3 separate regions of the Homo sapiens genome follow, and regions 1 and 2 are each linked to region 3. Evidence: chromatin loops called from intact Hi-C (ENCODE). Cell type or tissue: PC-3. All regions are shown on one strand. Region 1 has its middle 14 kb from the start of CASC6. Region 2 has its middle 15 kb from the start of MIR4643. Region 3 has its middle 83 kb from the start of MIR4643.

Region 1 (2,500 bases), 270 kb after region 3:
GACAGCATGAGAGAGAAAGAGGGAGTTGAACTCACCTTTTTGACACAAATCTCACCATGAAGTTGGAGCCTTCATGGCCTAATCACCTTGTAAAGGTCCCACCTCTTAATGCAGTTACAACAGCAATGAAATTCCAACATAAGTTTTGGATGATACAAAAATTCAAACCATAGCAGGAATGACATTATCTGACTCATGTTTTTATAGGATCATTCTGGCTACTGTGTTTAGAATAGACTGTAGTGAGGGGTGAAATTGGACAAAGCAAGAAAGAATTAGGAATATTGTGCAATTATACGTGAAAGAAATGATGACACCCCCAAAACTGCACCAAGATAGACCAATGTAGAAGATTAGAAGTGATCAGTTTCTAAATATGCCATATACCATTAAACTTCCCATATTAAGGGATAGAAAGCCAATTGAGAGAACAGCATGTGGTGACTGGGTTTGAAACTGCTTTAGTCACCTAAATCAGGAGTATTAGCCAATATATATATGGAACCAAAAATGATCCCAAATAGCCAAAGCAATCCTAAGCAAAAAGAACATAGCCAGAGGCATCACACCACCTGACTTCACTACATTATAAGGCTACAGTAACCAAAACATCATGGTACTGGTACAAAAACAGACACATAGGCCAATGGAACAGAACACAGAACAGATAAATAAAGCCACAAATCTACGACCATCTGATCTTCCACAAGGCTGACAAAAATAAGCAATGGGAAAAGAACTCCCTCTTCAATAAGTAGTGCTGTGATAGCTGGCTAGCCGTATACAGAAGAATGAAACTGGACCTCTAACTTTCACTATATACAAAAACTAACTCAAGATGGATTAAAGATTAAATGTAATAATTCAAACTATAAAAATCCTAAAAGAAAACTTAGCAAACACCATTCTGGACATTGGCCTTGGCAAATAATTTATAACTGAGTCCTCAAATTGCAACAACAACAACAACAACAAAAAATCGACAAGTGGGACCTAATTAAAGTAAGGAGTTTCTGCACAGCAAAAAAAAAAAAATCAACAGAGTAAACAGATAACCTACATACTAGGAGAAAATATTTGCAAACTATGCATCCGTCACAGTTCTAATATCCAGAACTATAAGGAAGTTAAACAATTAATCTAGCAAAAAACAAATAAACCCATTAAATATTGGGCAAATGACATAAACAGACTTTTTTCAAAAGAAGGCATACAAGTGTCCAACAAACATAGAAGAAATACTCAACATCACTAGTCATCAGGGAAATGCAAATCAAAACCACAATGACATACCATCTGATACCAGTCAGATGGCTGTTTTTAAAAAGTCAAAAAAACAATAAATGCTGGCGAAGCTGAAGAAAAAAGCAAATGTTTTAACACTTTTGATGGGAATGTAAATTAGTTCAGCTATTGTGGAAAGTAGTTTGGAGATTTCTCAAAGAACTTAAAACAGAACTATCATTTAACCCAGCAATCCCATTACTGAGTATACATCAAAAAGGAAATATATTCTTTTACCAAAATGACACATGCACTCTTACGTTCATTGTAGCACTATTCACCATAACGAAGACATGAAGTCAACCTAACTACCCATCAGTGGCAGACTGGATAATGAAAATGTTGTATGTATACACCACAGAATAATACACAGCCATATACAAGAATGAAAGTATGTACTTTCAGCAACATGGATGCAGTTGGAGGCCATTATCCTAAGCAAGTTAATGCAGGAAGCAAAAACCAAATATCATATGTTCTCGCTTATAAATTGGAGCTACACACTGGGTACTCATGGACATAAAGATAGCACCATTAGGCACTGGGGATTACTAGAGGTGGGAGGGAGAAAAGCAAGTGTTGAAAAACTATTGCACACTATGCTCATTACCTGGGTTATGGAATCAATCATAGCCTAAACCTCAGCATCACCCTAAATACCCATGTAACAAACCTGCACATGTACCTCCTGAACCTAAAATAAAAGTTGAAATTATAATAAATTAACTAAAGCCAGGAGGCTTAAGACTTAAGGACAGTCAGTGTTCGAGTCTGAGTCCAAAGGCCAAAAAAGACCAATATCCCAGCAATTGGGGAGGAGGAGTTCCCTCTTCCTCAGTCTTTTTGTTCTATTCAAGTTGTAATTGATCATGAGATCCACTCACAGTAGAGAGGGTAACCTGCTTTACTTAGTCTACAGATTCACATGTTAGTCTCAACCAGAGACACACTCGTAGACACACACAAAACAATATTTGGCCGAATGTCTGGACATCAAATTGTCAGATGAAATTAGCCATCATACCAGGCTTTTTTCTAGCCTAGCCTCAAGAACAGATGTGCTTCTAAATCAAGCCTGTCTCACCAGTGCTAATATTTAGTAGTGGTCAAGTTTGTTGGAGAGCTCATCTGTAACTTGAGCCAACCATTTATTACCTTAAGGCCATAGTATGGACTAGATTAATAAACTAGAGAGAGGATCTCGACATTTGGTATA
Region 2 (2,500 bases), 68 kb after region 3:
ATGTTAGTTTTTCAGTTCTCCTTTTGGATTCTTAATTATTACTATTATCCTATTATATCTCCTCAACTATCATACTTGCTTTCTCACCTTTTACAGAAAATCTTTAAAATTTTAACACATACACATTTAGAAATTAACATTAATATGTTTATCATCTTTCTCAAAATAATCCAAGGATATTATAATGATTTAACACTATTACCTCCTATTTTTATACTTGCTATTTTTCTAGTGTTTTGGTAACACCTATTTTTTCAGCTTCTGAAATTAGATGTTGTAATACTGATATATTTTTAGATTTGCCCACATAGTTACCAATTTTTCTATTTAACATTTCTTTTTTCATCTCAGCTCTTCCATCCTTTTTTTCCTCAAATACATTTTTCAGAAGTCCTCTACTGACTATTCACTAGTAATAAGCTCTCTCAAGTTGTGTTGAAATTTATTTATTTTTGCTTTATTCTTTGATACTAGTTTAGCTGAGTATACAATCCTATGTTGACATTACTTTCTCTCAGCATTTTGAACACTCATTGTACATATTTTTTATTTCCACCCTTGTTCTTGCTGTTGGTCCAATTGCTTTTTTTGTAGGCCAAGGTTTCCTTCTTTCTTTTTAATCTCTGACATTTTAATATCTGCCTTTATCCGTGATATTTTGCAGTTTCTCTAGATTATGTCTGGTATGGAGATACATGTACCTATGCACAAATACATGCACATGCATACATATATACAATTCTGCTTGAGATTTATTATTCTTGAAGTAGAGTTTTATCTTCCATTAAGTTTGAAAAATCTGTTATTTCAGACATTATCTATCTCTTTGAATATTCCTGCCCCATTTTGTATATTCATTCTTTCTGGGAATCTAATTTAATATTTGTCATTGTCATCCTATGCCTAATATCTTTAACATATCTTTTATATTTTCCACCTCTTTTTGTGCTCAGATACAAATTTGTATCTTCAACTGTGTATTTAATTTGCTATTTTATTTTACGTTGTTTTTAATATCTGTTATTTTCTTTTTTGTTAGATATTATAGCGAGCTCTCCCTCTTATTTTGATAGTACTTTTTTTCTTATTTCCTACACAATTTTAATTTCCTTGAGCATTTTAAATAGAGAACATATTTATATGTTATCATTTTCCAAATACAAATAGATAGTTTATATTTTGTTTTCAACCTTTTATTTGGGAGATGTCTCTTTTTGCTGTTTGTTGCTCTTCCTGATTCACTATGTTGACTCGTTTTATTGTATAGTTTACAACTTTGGTATGTACTTTCTGTGGCAACACTGAAAGCCTTGAGATGAAAGTATATTCAGAGAGAATACATATTTGCTTTTGGCTGGTGTCTATGGTAAACAGTCCAGGCCAACTCTAATAAAATGTGTTGACCTCGAGTTTCTTTGATATTATCTATGGTTTATAGTTAAACCCGAAACCACAGGTTGGTAAAATGGTGATTACGAAGAATTCTTTATCCCAACCCACACTCTGACCCCCAACACGGGTAAATTTTCTTAATTCCCTGGGCTTGTAATTAGACTATTTTTCAAGACTCACTCTTTCACGCATAGCATAGGCTTTTGAAAGTCTTAGTTTCATATGAAGTGTTTCTCAATTCCAACTCCCAACTTTCTTCTTGGCCTCATGACTCCATCAATCCTAAACATCAACATAATGCTGCTACTTTGGTTCCATCTTTCTTCATTTTTGGATTCTAGGGATTTTTCTTATTGTGTTTAATCTCAGATATATACCTACAAGAATTATGAGTTTTTTGGTCTCCTTTATTTTAAAGTGTTTTTTTTTTTTTATATAGGAGATTTTCTAAGACATCTAATCCACCACATTGGTAGAAACAAAAAAAGGATATATATTTTTAAATCTACTAAATATTTCACAGTCTCCCATTTACATTTTCAGTTTTGCCTTAATGACATATGACTCTACATAATCATTAAAAAAATCCCAACTGACCTCATGGTTTGAATTGTTGTGTTTTGCATGTGATAACTTTTATGTCTCAAATTAGAAACCTGATTCTTTCTGCCTGCATTTTTTTAGGTTGGTATCTATAGGGCAGTTTCTCAAAGGTAGTGTCATGACTCTTAAAAATTCACTTTGATTAAACAATAATGAAAAAGTGCTTTACTTTCCCTTCTTTATTTTCTTCACTTCCAACTTGTGAGTGTTCAAGTACTTAGGTTTTTAGGAACATTGATTCACCCTCACATTTACAGCTTTGTTTCTAAATTTGAACAGTTTATTTTTATCACACAGAGGACCTTTTTCTGTAAGAACTGTTCATTGTTTATGGTCTAAACTGGAGTTGAAATAATTATAGATTTTGCTTTTTTTTAAATTAAGAGAGGTAATGCAAAGCATTATGATTATGTTACTTTACTATGCCATCACTGGAAACTAAGGTTCATGAACATTAATGAGGAAAATCTTTTCCCTAGCTTCTGATGGCTGTCAAACAAACGCT
Region 3 (2,500 bases):
GCAGAATGTCCATTTTATCATTCAAGCCTGAAATCTGTTCTGCAATCCTTTTATTTCCCTCCTGAATTGCTTTCAAAGCCCTCTAGGGAGCTGGCCTGCAAAAATAGAGAATTCTCACATTGTTTTGATGAAAGGTGCTATATAACCACACAGCAGGATTATTGTTCCTTTTTCTCTTTCATTTTGGTCGCCCTGACTGATCTGCTCTGCATTGCAAGCGCAATGGCCTTTTTTCATCTTAATTTTATTCACAGCTGTGGTTACTTTCTTTCAGGGACATCAGATAGGTGTTAAGTAAAAGACAGGCATGGGTGTCAGAAGGAAAGTCTAGGCACCTCCCTTCCCTTGTTACTGATTTCTAACACTTTGTCTGACCATTCAGCTGAGCCCAGCTGCTACTGCCCTGATCCCTTCCCTCACTAGGTTCAATTTCCCTTGGAGTTTCTGCTTTGTGTATAGAACTAGCCTAACCCAATCAAAGCAAACTGCAAAATTAAATTAATTTAACTCGTTCATCTAGGTGTTGAATGTAATATTTTGACACATCTGCATAAACTGAACTTCCTAAATTTGGCATAAGGGAATAAAATTGATGGATTCAAATTCATTTTTGTTGGTGAAATGCAGAGATTTGTAATCCATCAACTATTCTCCCTAATGCACCATCTAGACAGCTCACGCTGCCTTCAGTTGGCGTTAAATGCAAACACCTCTACTTAAATAATAGAAGCTGCATAGCAAAAATTAGCAAAAGCCAGTTTTAAGTGAAGATTTGACATTAAGTCAATATGTTTAAAAACAAACTGAAGCAAGGAATAAAGAGAGAGATTTAAAAATATGCCGTTTTTAACCCCAAGGGGAAGTGATATAGTTTATAGAAAACATTAAGTATTCAAGACAAAACGATACAAAACTCATTGAAGAAAATCTTTGTGGTTGTGAGGGGTGGCATATATAAATGTGTCCAGATGTTGGCTCTGTGTATACAATTCTGTGTTTGGGTGAATGTGTGCATACAGTGCTTTTCATTTTCTAGAGAGATTCCTGGTATAATTAACTGAAATTGACTGTGTGCAGAATGTTGAAACACAAAATAATTAATAAGAAACGATAGAACAGTGGAAGGTCTCTAAAATGCTTCTGAGGTGTGTGTCTGTGTGGGTGGCATCCCAGTAAGTGTAGTGTTTATATATCAAAATATATCATAATTGTTTGAATAAATACATGATGCCTGATTCATAAAAAATAAAAATCTACCATGGTGAAAGGACATGAAAAGTGGCAAAAGCATTCGTTTTTAGGCTTTTACAACGTAGATTCTGTTCATGCTGAGTAGGGAAATGAAGCTTTTTATTTGGAGAATTCTGGGTTGAGGACTATTTTCTCAACCAAAAAAGAATGTCTTTAGGTAAATATGTATGTGTGATGGTATTTGAGTTAGCCATGGATGAAAACATACTGTAAATATTTCTATGTCAGTTATGAGTCTAAACACCCTGGCCATTTTGACCTACAGCATGATTAACAGGAATCAGGTCAGTGAGTCACACAAAGACACACTATTTTATAAATGTTTATCTTTTAATTTTAAATGATTTAAAATGTTAGGAAATGGGTGGTAAAGGAAATAACTTAGTATCACAGAATTTTATGGCTCAAAGTCCCTGTATTTCACTGAATCTAACGTGCTTTAGTATTAATGTTTTCTTGATCTTTCCAGAAGGTATCAAGGGAAGACTTTTTCTTTTGTTTATGTCACTCACAACCACACTTGACAGGGATGTAGAAAGCATTGATTGTAAGATGCATCTCAATTTTAGAGAGATTAAAATTAGAAAAAAAAATTGCATGTTAGAATTGAGAAATAGGGTCTCATAGAGATCAAATCTAGCTAAGTTATTTTACAAAGAAGAAATTTAAGGTCCAGAGTGCCTGAAGGTCACACAAGTGCTTAATAATGAAGCATGGCACATCCCCTGGCCATCTGCTCAGCTTTTCTCATAATGCCCTGCACCCTGCCCTGTGACATCTTTTTCCCTTTATACTATACTTACTCATAAAAGTTTTCAGATACAAATAAACAGCCCAGTGAGTTTAAGTTAAATGTTCGTATGTGTGTGTGTGTGTGTTAGTTGATTAAGAGTTTTCCAATATCATCATTTGGACTGCTATCCTAAATGTAGGCACTGGGCATTAGTTGGCATTAATAATCTTTTTTAGTTCTAAATTTACTCATCCCATGTACTCAACAACCACATATTTTCATATATAATATTCATTACTTAGTATTTTTGAGCAAGTGGTTTGTGTCAGTAACTCTATATTGAGGATGCAGCATGACCTGTGCTTCAAGAATAATTATTCAAATGATTACCATTTACAATCATGATAAGTGGTATGAAGGAAGGTGAGTGCTATGAAAATGTCTAACAGGGAGTATGGTCTAATTCAGAATCCCCTTTCTTCCAGTGCTATTTAATCTGATACCTGAATAATGAAG

Evidence for each region. Peaks named below come from ENCODE experiments on the same cell type or tissue, not always from the same donor. Only the 100,000 strongest peaks of a DNase experiment are listed, where the experiment ranks them.
Region 1: it touches region 3 in a loop (8-fold over the local background); 1 of 110 quality-filtered maps calls a loop at or near these places.
Region 2: it touches region 3 in a loop (8-fold over the local background); 1 of 110 quality-filtered maps calls a loop at or near these places.

Annotation. Positions count from the first base shown.
Region 1 is chr6:91,703,491-91,705,990 of GRCh38, forward strand. No RefSeq gene overlaps it. Among named protein-coding and RNA genes, the nearest start is that of CASC6, 14 kb to the left of the region's middle. In PC-3, no CTCF peak of the experiment used is centred here; a DNase peak (open chromatin) is centred at 1,261; H3K27ac peaks cover 701 bases.
Region 2 is chr6:91,505,364-91,507,863 of GRCh38, forward strand. No RefSeq gene overlaps it. Among named protein-coding and RNA genes, the nearest start is that of MIR4643, 15 kb to the right of the region's middle. In PC-3, no CTCF peak of the experiment used is centred here; no DNase peak of the experiment used is centred here; H3K27ac peaks cover 264 bases.
Region 3 is chr6:91,437,276-91,439,775 of GRCh38, forward strand. No RefSeq gene overlaps it. Among named protein-coding and RNA genes, the nearest start is that of MIR4643, 83 kb to the right of the region's middle. In PC-3, no CTCF peak of the experiment used is centred here; a DNase peak (open chromatin) is centred at 1,496; H3K4me3 peaks cover 492 bases; H3K27ac peaks cover 1,352 bases.